Linked DNA regions of Homo sapiens: region 2 is linked to region 1. A link is a loop called in an ENCODE intact Hi-C map of the cell type or tissue named here. Cell type or tissue: heart left ventricle. All regions are shown on one strand. Each heading gives the region's core, and the rest is flanking DNA. Links, peaks and the distances in the headings are about the cores only. Region 1 overlaps SOS2 (SOS Ras/Rho guanine nucleotide exchange factor 2). Region 2 overlaps L2HGDH (L-2-hydroxyglutarate dehydrogenase).

Evidence for each region. Peaks named below come from ENCODE experiments on the same cell type or tissue, not always from the same donor. Only the 100,000 strongest peaks of a DNase experiment are listed, where the experiment ranks them.
Region 2: a loop joins it to region 1, with 2.4 times the contacts of the local background. A loop is called at or near these places in 4 of 110 quality-filtered maps.

What each region holds. Positions count from the first base shown.
Region 1 is chr14:50,150,307-50,158,584 of GRCh38, reverse strand. It overlaps SOS2 (SOS Ras/Rho guanine nucleotide exchange factor 2), which reads left to right. Exons shown (of 23, transcript NM_006939.4): 11 at 1-20; 12 at 1,464-1,586; 13 at 5,412-5,515. Among named protein-coding and RNA genes, the nearest start is that of VCPKMT, 38 kb to the right of the region's middle. In heart left ventricle, for the core only: no CTCF peak of the experiment used is centred there; no DNase peak of the experiment used is centred there.
Region 2 is chr14:50,256,989-50,265,277 of GRCh38, reverse strand. All of the region lies in intron 9 of L2HGDH (L-2-hydroxyglutarate dehydrogenase), which reads left to right. Among named protein-coding and RNA genes, the nearest start is that of SOS2, 30 kb to the right of the region's middle. In heart left ventricle, for the core only: a CTCF peak has its summit at 4,533 (motif pointing right); no DNase peak of the experiment used is centred there.

The sequences.
Region 1 (8,278 bases), core at 279-8,278:
CTGAGCTTACTGATTGAACGGTAAGAAAAATATGTATTTCAGTTATATTGACATTTTGTGAAAAATTAACTGTATTTTGTAAAGTGCCTAGTACCTAATAAATACTCAAGTTAATTATTGAACATATTTTATTTGGCATTAAATTGGCAGTATTACTATTCTCTTCAAATGGAGTACTCCCTAAAATCTGTTTATAAACACAGATCTTTTCAGCTCTTAGAAATATTTCAAGTGGTAATCAGAAAGACTAATTTAGAGGATGAAAGCACTATATTTTAATGAATATTGTTCTGTGTAATAAAATGATATTTTCTTAAAAGAGACTTTTCTACTTACCACTATTTTTTTTTTTGGACCGTAGACTACTTTGCCAAATACTTTCCACTTTTAAAACAAACTTGTTATGAAAACTTTCAAAACACATACAAGAGCAGATACAAGAATATAATAAACCCATTTATTCATCAACCACCTTCAGTAATTATCAACTCATTGTTTCATCTGTTTCCCTACAAATTTAAACACCCCACCCCATGATTATTTTGAAGTAGATCCTAGACAACATAATTCATCTATAAATATTTTTCTATGTATCTCTAGAAAATACGGGATCATTTTTAATAATCAGATATCATTATTAAACCTAAAAAATCAGCAATTCCTTTATTATGATTAACTTTTAAAAATTAGTGTTGGGTTGAATTTGTTTTACCTAGTATTATAGTGGCATTTTAAATGTTTTATAGTTTAAAATGTAGAATCTGGACTCCAGAATGATTTTTAGTTTTACGTTTTAAAACTTACTAAAACTTATTATTATACCAAAGCTTATTAACTGTATTATCAAGATATAATTCTAGATCTCTATCACTATGTTGTTTTATCAAACTAAATTTACCAGACTGAGTCAGTGTAATGTGCTATGAGGATCTACTTAGTTGTTTCCATGTCCAGAATAAGGAAAGCACACGTTAGACTTATAGTTTAGCTGTATTTCCTATGTTTGAGCAAGGTTTTTTATCTTTATCTTATCCACTTAGGTAAATTATTTAAATATTGTTAAATATTCGGTTTTGGCCCTCTCTTTGAATTTGTACTCATTTAAATAAATTTATTAGCCTACTTTCATTTTAATAATATAAATATTAAAGACATTGTTAGATAAGCAATTTCTGTCATGTTCTTTAAATTCCTTATGAATTCTTTCCTTGGCTCTTTTCCCTGGACCTTTTCTGTATTATCAGTGCTAAAAGACAAAACTTTAGTTTTTATAAAAGTAAGAATACAAAACGTCAGTTTTGTATAGCCAAAGGACAGTTTTTTGTAGTATATCATACCTCAAGGGAAGTTTAACAGTAATCCACTTTTCGTGGAAGTGGTAGGAAAGAAGGTTGCTTGCTGTTTTCCTCCTTGTATTTTCATTATGTATGAACGGATTTTTCTCCTTTTGCTTTTCTTCTTAGGTTTGAAATTCCAGAGCCAGAACCTACTGACGCAGACAAATTGGCAATAGAGAAAGGCGAGCAGCCAATCAGTGCAGACCTTAAAAGATTTCGCAAGGAATATGTCCAACCAGTACAACTTAGGTTTGGCTTGAATATTTTTTATATATATATATATACACATATATATACACACACACACACATTTTATGTGTCAGTTTTCAATATATAGTTAACACAAAAGCTCTCAGCTTTTAATTCAAATATAGGGAATATTTTTAACTTCACAGCAGTTAAGTTAAACTAAAAGAGTTCTTTCTCAGTGAAGCTATTCTTAAATACCCTGAAGAAATTCAAATATTTAAATATCCTATGTTTGCATCACATATCTCTGGCATGTGATATGTTATGCTTACGTATCAGGATACCTATTTTTTATTGTAAGTAAAAATTATAAAATTTCATGTGAGCTTTCCTGCTGTCAACCTTTTTTCACACTTTTTTCCTTCATTTCCCTTTGCGATCATACAGTAATCCTGGCTTTTTTTACAATTTATAATATTTGTGGAAGTTCTAGCCCTTTTCCCACTTATCTCTCACAAAATATATAGACATTTGTTAGTTTAATTGCAATAATTTCTAAAAATGTGTTTGATTGTAGAAGCTTCCAGTTAATAAATACTACTGTGTGCCGGGGATTACCCTAAATGCTTTATCTTTTTTATCTCATTCTTACAACATGATTACTATTCCTACTTTATATATAAGGAAATTGAAACCTAGCAAGGTGAAGTAATTTGAGCTAAGTTATGTAAAGGGAGTGGCAGGACAAGATTCAGACTCATGTCTGACTTTCTTTGCGTGTGTGTGTGTGTGTGTGTGTGTACGTACCACTAAGCATTGAAAATTGGAAGCGCCTTCTCTTAGCCCTCTTTACTGTCCAAGTAACCAAAGTATTATCTTCCTCCTTCCATTGGAAACCAAGTTATCTTATTAATTATATGTAATTTAAATTTTTTTTCTCTCTAAATTTCAAGTTTCCTTGATTACTGTTGACCAATAAATTGTAATTTTGGAACTGAGTATATTAGTTATTTATTTCCCAGGATAATTGCCACAAACAAATGCAGTTTTAGAAGAATGATAGTGCTCCCAGCTATATGTCTTTCACTAAAACTTTTAACGTCATTCTTTGTATAAGAAGATGAGATTATTTATGTATCAGCAATAAATAAGTAATTCTTTTCTACTAGCTGTGATGCATTTGTACTTATCTACAATCACATTAAATCCCTTGATATGACACATACATTTATGAGGTTGCTATTGGGTGGGGTAGGGGGTGGGAGTATAATCTTCGTTTCTCAGTCATATAAGCTCTTTATGTATTTCTAAGCATTTGCTGTGTTCTCAGTCCTGTACTTATAACTATGCTAAGTACAAAAATAACATAGACTGTCATGATATTGTGGCTTTCTTGGGGACTTTACTGGGGGAAAAAGACACATGAAACAGTTATATATTGTTCTACTTGGAGTGCTTAAGTGACTTAGAAAAATACATCCCTATACAATTTCAGGAATAGCAAAGATTAGGCCAGAGTAATTAGGGAAGGCATCTTGGAGAAGGTAAAATCTGAGACTGCCCCTAAAGGATGTATAGGCTTTAGATAGGTAGAAAGGTGACTGTAGGTATTCAGGGTCATGAGAAATAGTATGAACAAAGACAAGAAGGCAGAAATGAGAATGGTGTGCTGAGGACACAGATAAGGACATTGACCTGAGAGGAATGTAGGCATTGTATTGCAAGTAGTAGATGAGATTACCTGTATGGAATTGGATGGAGTGGAAAACTGTGAAATCCAAGCCAAGTTATTAAACCTGTTTATATAAATATTGAAAGATTTCTAGTAAAATGGGTGGTAGTAATTTTTCTAACATTTTATTATGAAAAATTTTAACATACAGCAAAACTGAGAATTTTACAATGAACACCCATAAACCCACCACCTAGATATGTATTCATCTATTCATATCTATTCATTTATGTGTTCATTTATCATTCATCTATCAGTTCATTTTTTTGTATGAATTTTGAAGTACACTCCTTAAATACTTCAACTTGTATGTCATTAACAGTTCAGTGTTTGTTTTTCTTTTGTTCTAAAATGTGCATATAATTAAATACATTTTTTTCTTGCTGCCACTGAAGACAGAAGATACACACATCTTAAGTGTACTTTTGTTGAGTTTTAACAAATACATGTATCTCCATAATCCAAACGCCTTTCAAGATATCAAATGTTACTACACCCCAGAAAGTTCCCTTATGTTCCTTCTCATCAGTTTTTGTTCCCACTGCCCAAAGGCAGTGTTCCAATTTCTCCCTCCATAGATTAGTTTTACCTGTTTTAGAGTCTTAATAAATGCATTCTTAAAAACTCAATTTTGTGTCTTCTTTCACTCAACATGCTTTTGAATTTGTATCAATGGCTTATTTTATTGCGAGGTTGTGTTTTATTATATGAATATACCAGTTTATTCATTTTTCCCATTGAAAGATACATGGGCTTTTTCTCGTTTTTTATTATTATGAATAAAGCCGCTATGAACTTTATCTTACCTGTCTTACTGTGAATATTTTTCACTTTTCTTGGGTAAACAACTCAGAGTGGAGTGGCTGGGTCAGAAGGTATGTGTATGTTTAGTTTTGAAAGAAACTGCCAAAACTTCCAAAACATTCTCACCAACAATGTTCAAGTTGCTTCATATTCTCACCAGTGTTTAGTAATGTCAGTCTTTGTGCCTTAGCCATACTGCTGGATGTAGTGGTATTTCATTCATACTTATTTTGTGGAGAATCTGTTCAAATCCTCTAATTTTTGTTGAGATACTTGTCTCTTTATTACTGAGTTGTAGGAGTAAATTGGGTAGGACTGAATGCCAGTCCTTTGTCAGATAAACATTTTGCAAATATTTTCTTTCCATGGCTTGCCTACTAGTTTCCTTCCTTCCCTTTCCTTTTCCCTTCTTCCTCTTCCATTTCCCTCCTCTTCCCTCTCCCCTTGTCTTTCCTTTCCTTTCCATTTGCATAGTTGATTAAATCTCTCTTTGCAAGGTTATAGGTAATCATTTTTGTGATACTGTAAAACAAAACAGTTCTATTTTTGTCTTTTGAAATGAAATAAGAGACTGTAGTATATGTGTAGATTACATAGAAATTTGATGATAGGCTGGGTGCAGTGGCTCACGCCTATAATCCCAGCACTTTGGGAGGCTGAGGTGGGCGGATCACCTGAGATCAGGAGTTCGAGACCAGCCTGGCCAACATGGTAAAACGTCGTCTCTACTAAAAGTACAAAAATTAGCCCAGCATGGTGGCGGGCGTCTATAATCCCAGCTACTTGGGAGGCTGAAGTAGGAGAGTCACTTGAACCTGGGAGTTGGAGGTTGTAGTGAGCTGAGATCGCACCATTGCACTCCAGCCTGGGCAACAAGAGCAAAATTCCATCTCAAAAAAAAGAAAGAAATTTGATGATAGCACTTGCATTTAGAACCAGATACAGTACATCTTAGTTGGTTTTCCATTTTAAGTGAAAAAGTACCAAAATTTAAATCTTAAAAATGCTTTTTATGAACTTAAAATAGCTTTTGTAATATAGAGCATAAGTTTTCTACATATGAATAAAGGGTACTTTTCCTTAACATAAATGGGAAGCACAGAAACCACTATTTTTATGCTTATAAATATTTTAAAAGTATACATTTTATTAATAAATAATACACCGTTTGGAGACCTACTCTCCTCTTGTCATTGAAGCATTTAAAGTATTAATTAAATACAGATTAGAGAGTCTTTGAGTATTATGTTGACCCTTGTATGTAAAGCTATTATCGTGGCATTAGAGAAGGAAGAAGTGTAATTGAACACTTATGTTTCACTAAAATGTGTTTCTTTCCATTTTATCAGGATCTTAAATGTATTTCGGCATTGGGTTGAACATCATTTTTATGACTTTGAAAGAGACTTGGAATTGCTTGAAAGACTAGAATCCTTCATTTCAAGTGTAAGAGGTATATTATATAAAGGTTTGATTGAATCTTATATTGAACATGAGTTTATGTTCAAATTTGTGTGACTTTAAGAAACTAAAACATTTCTCTCTCTTTTTTTTTTTTGAAACAGAGCTTTGCTTTGTTGTCCAGGCTGGAGTGCAGTGGTGCCATCTCAGCTCACTGCAACCTCCGCCTCCCAGGTTCAAGTGATTCTTCTGCCTCAGCCTCCCAAGTAGCTGGGACTACAGGCACATGACATCACGCCTGGCTAATTTTTGTATTTTTAGTAGAGATGGTATTTCACCACATTCACCACAAGACCAGCCTGGTGTCTTGAACTCCTGACCTCAGATGATCCACCTGCCTCAGCTTCCCAAAGTGCTGGGATTACAGGCATGAGCCACCATGCCTGGCCAGCATTTTTCATTTTTAAAAAGCTGAAATAACATTTGGAATGTTTTTTATAGACAGCAAGAAACTCACATATGTTTAGACCAATCATCTGAGGTCTCAGAACTTTGCCTTTTCAAGTTTTTGAGGAGAATATTTCTTTTAAAGAAGTCGAAAGTTCTTTTTAATAAATTTAAGCTATTTAATTTTATCTCATTGCAAGGTTGCCATTTCTTCAACTGAATAAAAATATGTGTAATTTTATGTTTTCTTTCTTTAATCTTATTCTTTTAATGATTAACAGCTTTCTTATAATATTTACATCTTCTGGAAATGTTTTTGGTATATTTCTGAAATCTGAAAGAGAGGAGTTTTCTATTTTAAGTTTCAGAATCATAGCCCAAGAAATGAAACCCTAGGCCATGAACATTTAAACAAATGTGTCATCAAATGTATATTATTGAATCAAGAACATTTATGTTTTATCTGACATTATAGGGCATTACAAATACTATAACAAGTGTAACTTATTTCGTGTTCTACTTGTTCTTTAAGGGGAATATTATTTAAAGTTAAGAATGTTATTCCTTTGTTTCTACTTTGAGATGTTTATGATACATTTTTATGTGTGCCTTGAAATTGTCATAATACTACATTTTCAAGTTGTATTCTAGGCCAGTGCAATGGCTCACACCTAGAATATCCCAGCACTTTGGGAGGCAGAGGCGGGCTGATTGCTTGAGCCCAGAAGTTTGAGACCAGTCTGGGCAAAATGGCAAAACCCAGTCTCTACAAAAAATATGAAAATTAGCCAAGCATGGTGGCATGTGCCTGTAGTCCCAGCTACTCGGGAGGCTGAGGTGAAGCGATCACTTTTAAGCCCAGAGCTCGAGGCTGCAGTGACCCGAAATTGCAACACTGCACACAAGCCTGGGCAGAGTGAGACCCTGTCTCAAAATAAACAAAAAACAAAAATTTATATTCTAAATGAGAATACTGGATTAGACACAATCTAAGAAGCTTCTAAAATACACACACACATTAGAATAAATTAAGTAAATGGTTATGTTAATGTCCAAAGTTCTTTTCTATACTAGTTATACTTCAGAATAACCAAATAGTTCATGAGGAAAAGTTTATTTTTGTGGAAGTATTTCAGCTAGTAAGTGAAGAAGGAATGGTAGAATATCACATTTCTCAGGTCCTAGTAAAATAATAAACCTAGGGAATTATCATGACTGGATGGGTACTATCACAAAAAGTTAACTAGACATTATATGCCTCCTGTTAGAAGTATTCTTGGCAAGTATTTGTGTCATAAAATTAATCCTGAATCAGACCAAGTCACTATATCTCTGCTTTACAGAAAATATAGAGGACAGAAAAACATGGCAAATGACAATTTCTTCCACAAAGTGCAAGCAAAAATATGCAATAAAGCAGTAACCTGTAGATTAAAGGAGACTTGAGACACATTGACTCAGTGCAATATGTGCAATCTTGTTCAGATCCCTTTTCAAACTAAATATAAGAAAATATGGCCAGGCACAGTGGCTCATGCCTGTAATCCCAACACTTTGGGAGGCCAAGGCAGGCAGATCACTTGAGCCCAGGAGTTCAAGACCAGCTTGGGCAACATGGATAAACCCTATTTCTACTAAAAATACAAAAATTAGGCCAGGCGCGGTGGCTCACGCCTGTAATCCCAGCACTTTGAGAGGCCAAGGCAGGCAGATCACGAGGTCAGGAGTTCGAGACCAGCCTGGCCAACATGGTGAAACCCTGTCTGTACTAAAAATACAACAAAATTAGCCAAGCATGGTAGTGTGCACCTATAATCCTAGCTACTCAGGAGGCTGAGGCAGGAGAATCGCTTGAACCCGGGAGGTGGAGGTTGCAGTGAGCCGAGATCACGCCATTATTCTCCAGCCTGGGTGACAAAGTGGGACTCCATTTCAAAAAAAATACAAAAATTAGCCAGGCGTGGTGATATGTGCAGTCCCAGCTACTTGGGAGGCTGAGGTGGGAGGATCACTTGAGCCCGCAACATGGAAGTTGCAATAAGTTGAGATTGCGCCACTGCACTCCAACCTGGGCCACAGAGCAAGACCCTGTCTCAAAAAAAAAAAAAAAGGAAAATAATCAGAGAGAGAAATGTGAACAGTGACAAAATACTTCAAGATAACAATGTATTAAGAAGTTGTCAGTTTTATGTGTGATAATGGTGTTGTGGTTATTACTTTAAAGAGTGTTTTAAAGGTGCTTAAATATGAATGAAATACGATGTCTCGGATTTGTTTCAGAATAACCTAGGAAGTGACGGGATGGCATGAGTAGGGTTAGAGAAAATAAAAATTGGCCATGAGTTGGTAACTGTTGAGGCTGGGTGAA
Region 2 (8,289 bases), core at 1-8,000, 110 kb before region 1:
AGTACCATTTCAGAGTCAGTCTGCATATGCACTGAATTTTTGTTTGCTTTCTTTCCCAACATGTTGTTGAATTCCCTTTGCAGTGCATTTATTGGGCATTGCTACATCATGGCCCTTAGTGCTGGTCCATTTATAATTATCTAGACTGCCTTACAGCTCTAATCTGAAATCTCTATGACAGCTTTATTGTGATGCTACCTTAGCCTTTTTGTCTAACTATCACTCCTGATAAAAACAACTTGCCTGAATTTTTAAAAATCTCTCTGGCCAGTTAGTCTTGTGATTCCAAAGCCTTTTGGCCTTAATTTTGTATAAGATTATTGATCACTATGTTAACTAATTAGGTAATAAGCACATTAAAACATTATATTTTGATTGATTCTTAAAACTTAAAAAAAACCTTTTAGGTTTGGGGTACATGTGAAGGTTTCTACATAGGTAAACACATGTCATGGGGTTTATTGTACATATTATTTTATCACCCACATATTAAGCCCAGTACCCAATAGTTATCTTTTCTGCTTCTCTCCTTCCTCCCTCCCTCCCCACTTAAGTAGACTGCAGTGTCTGTTGTTTCCTTCTTTGTGTTCATGTGTTCTCATCATTTAGCTCCCACTTATAAGTGAGAACATGTGGTATTTGGTTTTCTGTTCTTGTGTTAGTTTGCTAAGGATGATAGCCTCCAGCTCCATTAAAACCTGTTAGAAACACACTCCTAGACCTGGCATCTCACCTTGCTTCTTCTCTACTTCTTTTGTTCTTTCTTGGACCTTACTGCACTCAGGGACTCTACTTTCAGGATAGAAGTGGAAAGCAGTGTGGTAACAATCAGAGTCCTTGCTACAGGGGTGTGGGGCAAAGTAAGGACAACTTGCATCTTTTATTTTTATATTTTTTCTGAAATGGAGTTTCGCTCTTCTTGTCCAGGCTGGAGTGCAATGGCACCATCTCAGCTCGCTGCAACCTCTGCCTCCTGGGTTCAAGCAATTCCCCTGCCTCAGCCTCCTGAGTAGCTGGGATTACAGGCATGTGCCACCACGCCCGGCTAATTTTGTATTTTTAGTAGAGACAGGGTTTCTCCTGTTAGCCAGGCGGGTCTCAAACTCCCGACCTCAGGCGATCCACACGCCTCAGCCTCCCAAAGTGCTGGGATTACAGGCGTGAGCCACTGCACCCAGCCACATCTTTTATTCTTAAAGATAAAAGACTGGCACGGCGGCTCACACCTGCAATCCCAGCACTTGGGAGGCTGAGGCGGGTGGATCACCTGAGGTCAGGAGTTCGAGACCAGCCTGACCAAAATGGAGAAACCTTGTCTCTATTAAAAATACAAAATTAGCCAGGCATGGTGGCACATGCCTGTAATCCCAGCTATTTGGGAGGCAGAAGCAGGAGAATGGCTTGAACCTGGGAGGCAGAGGTTGCAGTGAGGCAAGATCACACCATTGCACTCCAGCCTGGGCAACAAGAGCAAAACTCCGTCTCACAAAAAAAAAAAAAAAAGATAAAAGGCTTTCTAGACTTGATCTGTAGATTATTCTTAATACCACCCAAACCTATTTTTTTCCCCTCTTTGGTAATGTTTTTAGTGTTCACCTTTTTTCCTGAGCAAGCCATTCGTTAGGCCTAATCAGCAGTGTACTTTGAGGTACTCTCACCCTCCATTTACAATCCATCCCTCCATGAATTTTCTTAGCACTAGATATCTGCTTTCTCTGCAACAGCTGCTGAACTAGCCTGGTAAAAAATGTCAGCAGGCTTGACTGTGTATCTGTGTAGAGAGCAATAATCATGTCAGCTGTCTCTCTTAGGGGAGCGTCCTCGTTTAAATCTGACTGTAATGTATCATTCTGAGACCAGCATGTTTGAATCCTTAGAAGATTAAAACTCAGCTAACGTTTTTCCTCTTATCTCTTTCACTCCTCTACTCACCTTCTGAAATAGAAGGGATAAAAATATCTAGCCATTATTTTCTTTCACTCACTTATAAGTAAGGGCTTTTATGTTTTCAGTGATCTGCTTTAGCAAACTTGTGATGTTTTATATCTGAAAATAGACTGGTCAAATCTGGTTTCTATTACTGCTATTGATATTCCTTGGAAAACAAACGAGGTGAGCATAGTGAATTCTGTATAAAAATAGTTGCAGTGAATTCACTGCCTGTATTCAGTTACCACCCTTTATAGAAGCCTGAGGAAAACTTTTTAGACCACTGGATTTCATATGGTAGAACTGGACTTCGGGCTTGTGGTTATTAGTGAACTCTCCTGTCTCTGGGTGTAAGGGTGTGAATTTCTGTTACCAATTTCATTGGCATGTAGTAGAAAAGGGCACAGCACTGCAGGCAGGTGCATTTGGGGACAAATTCAACCCAATCACAGATGAGTTCCTCTTTAAAGAGAGAAAAGCTAACTAATTCAGCAATTCCATTTGCTTCGTCTCTTGATTCCTATAGTTATTAAGTGCAGGAAATTATTAATAACAAAAAGGAAGCTGTAGAAGATATGTTTTTGGGTTTCTCGGGGGAAGATACGTTTGATACCATTTGTATAAGTTTTAAAACAAGTATAGCAAAACCATATATTGCTTACGGATTATACATGTAGTATGAAAATAAAAATGAGCAGGGGAGTGATAAACACCTAATTCAGGAGAGTGGTTACCTCTGGTGAGGGAAGAGAATGGGATCTTGAGAGTTCTACAGAGGCTTCTATCATATCGGTAATGCTTTGTTTCTTAAGCTGTTAGATAAAAAAATGGGTATTCATTGTGTTAGTCTCTCTTCCTTGTGATAGCCTGAAATATTAAATAATAAAAATAAGATCAATAGACTTTTTTTTTTTTTTTTTGAGACAGAGTCTCGGTCTGTTGCTAGGCTGGAGTGCAGTGGTACAATGTCGGCTTACTACAACCTCCGACTCCCTGGTTCAGGCGATTCTCCTGCCTCAGCCTCCCGAGTAGCTGGGATTACAGGCACGTGCCACCATGCCCAGCTAATTTTTGTATTTTTAATAGAGACAGGGTTTCATAGAGAGCCAGGATGGTCTCAATCTCCTGACCTCATGATCCTCCTGCCTTGGCCTCCCAAAGTGCTGGGATTACAGGGGTGAGCCAATGCGCCTGGCCAAGATCAATAGACTTTTCCACAGCTTGAAGCCTAAGTCCTGCCTTGTCTCCTTTGTCTTGCAACCAGTATACTAAACCATAAATGCCCTTAGTATTGCAGTGAAAGCACATCAGGCATTAGTAAATAGTAAAATATAGTTGAAGCAACACTTTCAGTGGGGTGTGTTTCCCAGGATGGTGTCCTTAAATTTCATTAACCACTGAAGGGCACCCAGGTTGACTTCTCATTGCTTAGCCAGAGCATTTTGGGCAATAATTTACTGGTGAACATGAGATTGGAATATAAAGTTACAATCTGTTAAATATTTGCATTAGATAAACTTCTCATTGTTAAATGATGGTCTCTAAGACTCTTAATGTTAGCTCTAGGCCAGGCACAGTGGCTCATGCCTGTAATCCTAGTGCTTTGGGAGGCTGAGGTGGGAGGATCGCTTGAGCCCAGGAGTTTGAGACCAGCCTGGGCAATATAGTGAGATGCCATCTCTACAATTTTTTTTTTTTAATTAGCTGGGCAGGTGGTGCACGCCTATAGTTGTAGCTACTAGAGAGGCTTAAGTGGCAAGATCCCTTGAGCCCAGGATGCTGAAGCTACAGTTAGCCATTATTGCACTACTGTCCTCCAGCCTGGTGGAGAGAACAAGACCCTGTCTCAAATATATATATAGCTCTAAACTTTAAAAATTTGTTCTGTGATTAATTTTGACATGTTAATCTAACAGCAGTTTGTATCTGTTAGCACTGTAAAGATGTAAAAGACGAAGACATATATGTCACAATTTCCCCATTTTCAATTTGGAAAATGTCTTCTGTGGGGAATTCTAGAGTAAACTTTCAGGCAAGATGTTTTCATAGCAAGTGATAACTAGAGTGTGTGAAACACAAAGGTGCAAAACTCAAACATTTCTACAATAAAGTTGTAATGGCTTATGGTGATCTAGATTAGGGTTTCTCAGTCTTGATGCTATTGACATATTGAGCCAAATAATTATTTATTGTGGAGGAGTGTCCAGTTCATTGTATAATTTTTTTTTTTTTTAGACGGAGTCTCACAGTGTTACCTGGGCTGTAGTGCAGTGGTGCCATCTCGGCTCACTGCAACCTCTGCCTCCCGGGTTCAAGCGATTCTCCTGACTTAGCCTTCTGAGCAGCTGGGATTACAGGCGCCTGCCACCACACCCGGCTAATTTTTTGTATTTTTAGTAGAGATGGGGTTTCACCATGTTGGCCTGGCTGGTCTCAAAGTCCTGACCTCAGGTAATCCACCCGCCTTGGCCTCCCAAAGTGCTAGGATTACAGGTGTGAGCTACCGTGCCCAGCCATTGTAGAATGTTTAACAGCATCCCCAGCCTCTACTCATTCTCCTAATTGTGGCAACCAAAAATATGTCGACATTGCCAGATGTCCTGTAGGGGGCAAAATCTCCTTTGGTTGAGAACCACTAGTGTAGAGAATTTGGTAACCTTCACACTACAAAATAGTAATAAGAGTCTGGAGGAAATATGATAAACATCCTTGAAATACATATAGCTGAGAGTAAGGGAAAGTAAGGGGCATCCCAGAGCAAAAAACAGAAAGAAAATTAAAATTCATACTAAAAGGAGTTGGTGCTGATGCTGACTTGGAGAGGTGGGGATGGTTTGCTAATTTTAATAACTGAGGGGCTTGAGTTATATTTGTAATTTATGTGTGACTCAACGTATAAAATATGTAGATCTTAAATGCTTAGTAAATTTCGATAATTGTACAAACCATATCCACCAGTCAGAACAAGATATAGGACATTAGGGACTTGTATTTTAATTGCCACTCAAGTGCTGAAAAAGAAATCTTGGGTCTATACAAGGTAGAAAGTTGGAACTCAGACTCTAATGTAAGGCCCCCTAGGGGCTCTTGAAAGGCTATACCCTCAGAAGAAAGGAAGTCTGGAAAAAAAATATTCCCCTTGGCACTGGGAAGTATTAAGGAACTTTGTCTATCTTGGTCTTGGGGATGGGGAGTGGGAGGAATCTTCCCCAAAATCTAGAATCCCTCAAAGTGCTTAGATTTTGAACGTATACCACCAGCTTGGTTTAGGAACTGTAAGCTAACAAATTAACTGAAAAAGTAGAGCCAGACATTTTTGGATCCTGCTTCAATCAATCTCTCTCTCTCTCTCTCTCTCTCTCTGTCTTCTTCTCTCTCCTTCTTTCTCCCTCCCTCCCCTCCCCACCCCCTCTAATTCAAGTAAATTAGAGAGACTAAAAATCAGATAATTTGACCACAAAATGACTACTGACACTAAGCAATTATTGGTTTATAATTATTTTTAAGAATTTTTTTTTTAAGAGTCTCGCTCTGTCTCCCAGGCTGGAGTGCAGTGGCGCAGTCTCAGCTCACTGCAACCTCTGCTTCCCGGGTTCAGGTGACTCTCCTGCCTCAGCCTCCTGAGTAGCTGGGATTACAGGCATGTGCCACCATGGCTGGCTGATTTTTTTTTCCCTATTTTTAGTAGAGATGGGATTTTACTATGTTGGCCATGCTGGTCTGGACTCCTGACCTCAAGTGATCTACCCGCCTTGGCCTCCCAAAGTGCTGAGATTACAGGTGTGAGCCACTGCACCTGGATAATTTTTAAGAATCTTTTTAAAAGAAATACACATTGAGGCCGGGCGGGGTGGCTCATGCCTGTAATCTCAGCACTTTGAGAGGCCGAGGTGGGTGGATTGCTTGGGCAGCCTTGGCAACATAGTGAGATCAGCCCAGGTGACATAGTGAGACCCCATTTCTGAAAAAAAAAAAAAAAAAACCGAAAAAGAAAAAAAACAGAAAGAAAAGAAAACAAATACACATTGAAGTGAAGTGGTATGCCATCTGGGATTTGCTTTAAAATAATTCAGTGGGGGTGTTGTGGCTCATGCATATAGTCCTAGCTACTTGGGAGGCTGAGGTAGGAGGATTGCCTGAGCCCAGGAGTTTTAATCCAGCTTAGCAAGACAACATGTCTAAAAAATAATAAAATATGGTTGGGCTCAGTGGCTCCTGCCTTTAATCCTAGCACTTTGGGTGGCTGAGGCAGGATTGTTTGACCTGAGGAGTTCAAGACCATTCTGGGCAATATGAGACCTTGTCTCTAGTAAAAATTAAAAAAAAAAAAAAAAAAAAGAGCCTGGCGTGGTGGTGCGCATATGCCTGTAGTCCCAACTACTCAGGAGGCTGGGGCAAGAGAATTGCTTGAGCCTAGTGGTCGAGGCAGCAGTGAGCCATGATAACACCACTGCACTCCAGTCTGGACAACAGTGAGACCCTGTCTCAAAAATAAATAAAATTAAATAAAAAATTATAAAATACTAAAATAAATAGGTCAGGCACCATGGGCTCACGCCTGCAATCCTAGCACTTTGGGAGGCTGAATCAGGAGGATTCTTGAGGCTAGGAGTTCCAAACCAGCCTGGACAATATAGCAAGACCCCATCTATACCAAAAATTTAAAAACTAGCTGGGTGTGGTGGCATGTTCCTGTAGTCCCACCTACTCTGGAAGCTGAGGCAGGAGGATTGCTTGAGCCCAGGAGTTAAAGGCTATAGTGAGCTATGATCATGCCAGTGCACTCCAGCCTGGGTGACAGAGCAAGACCCTGTCTCAAAAAATAAGACTGGGCGTGGTGGCTGACACCTATAATCCCAGCACTTTGGGAGACTGAGATGGGAGAATTGCTTGGGCCCAAGAGTTTGAGGCCAGCCTGGGCAATATAGTGAGACCTTGTCTCTAAAAAAATATTTTTAAAAAACAATTAGCTGGGTGTAGTGGTGTCCACCTGTGGTCCCAGCTATTCAGGAGGCTGAGAAGGGAGGATTGCTTGAATCTGGGAGGTCAGGGCTGCAGTAAGTTGTGATTGTGCCACTGCACTCCAGCCTGGGTGACAGAGTGAGGCCTGTCTCTAAAAAAAATAAAATAACCCAGTGGAGAGACATTGGTGTTGGATTGGTACATAGATGAAACAAGATTGGCTGTGTGTGTATAATTGTTGCAACTGGATAATACATACATGGGAGTTCATTATACTGTTGGTTTTCTTTCTTTTTCTTTTTTTTTTTTTTTTAACTTTTTGACGTGTTTAAAATTTTCCATTTAAAAAAAAGTGCTCTCAGGATAGTAATAGAAGCAAATGTAAAACCACTGCAGAGGGACACACCCTGAATCCAACCCCTCCCAGATGATTCCCACAGATAAAGTCGTACTGAACAGAAACTCACAATCAGAAGTTACAAACCACCATAAGTGAGAGTCAGCAGATAAAATAAGTGGCAGAATTAGACTTCCAACAACTATGGGTAATAGTAATAATAGAAACTGTAAAGTAAATATGCTTCAATTAATCAAAAACAAGGTAATGAAAACATGAAAAAAAAAAACCAAAGAAAAAAGAACTAGGCAAATTAGTTGGAAACCACCTAATGAGAATTTCTGGAAATAAAAATATAGTTTTTAAATTTTAAAACTCAGGCTAGGCTTGGTGGCCCACTTCTGTAATCCCAGAACTTTGGGAGGCCAACGTGGGAGGATTGTTTGGGTCCAGGAGTTCAAGACCAGCCTAGGCAACATAGTAAGATCCTGTCTCTACAAAAAGTTTTAAAAATTAACCAGGTATGGTGGTACACACCTGTAGTCCCAGCTACTCTGGAGGCCGAGGAGGGAGGATGGCTTGAGCCTAAGAGGTCAAGGCTGCAGTGAGCTGTGATTACACCACTGCCCTCCAGCCTGGGCAACAGAGCAAGACCCTGTCTCAAAAAAAAAAAAAATTAAAGGAAAAACCTCAGATGACTAGGTTAGACAGCTGGTTAGACCTACCTTAAGAGGAAATTATCAAATTGGAAGGTAACTCAGAAGAATTTAGAAAGCAATACTGCAAGATAAAGATGTATCCATAGAAATTAAAAGACATGGGGTTGGGCACAGTGGCTCATGCCTGTAATCCCAGCACTTTGCCAGGCCATGGAGGGTGGATTACCTGAGGTTAGGAGTTTAAGATCAGCCTAGCCAACATGGCAAAACCCCGTCTTTACTAAAAATACAAAAACTAGCTGTGGTGGGCACCTGTAATCCCAGCTACTTGGGAGGCTGAGGCAGGAGAATCACTTGAACCTGCGAGGCAGAGGTTGCAGTGAGCTGAGATGACACCATTGT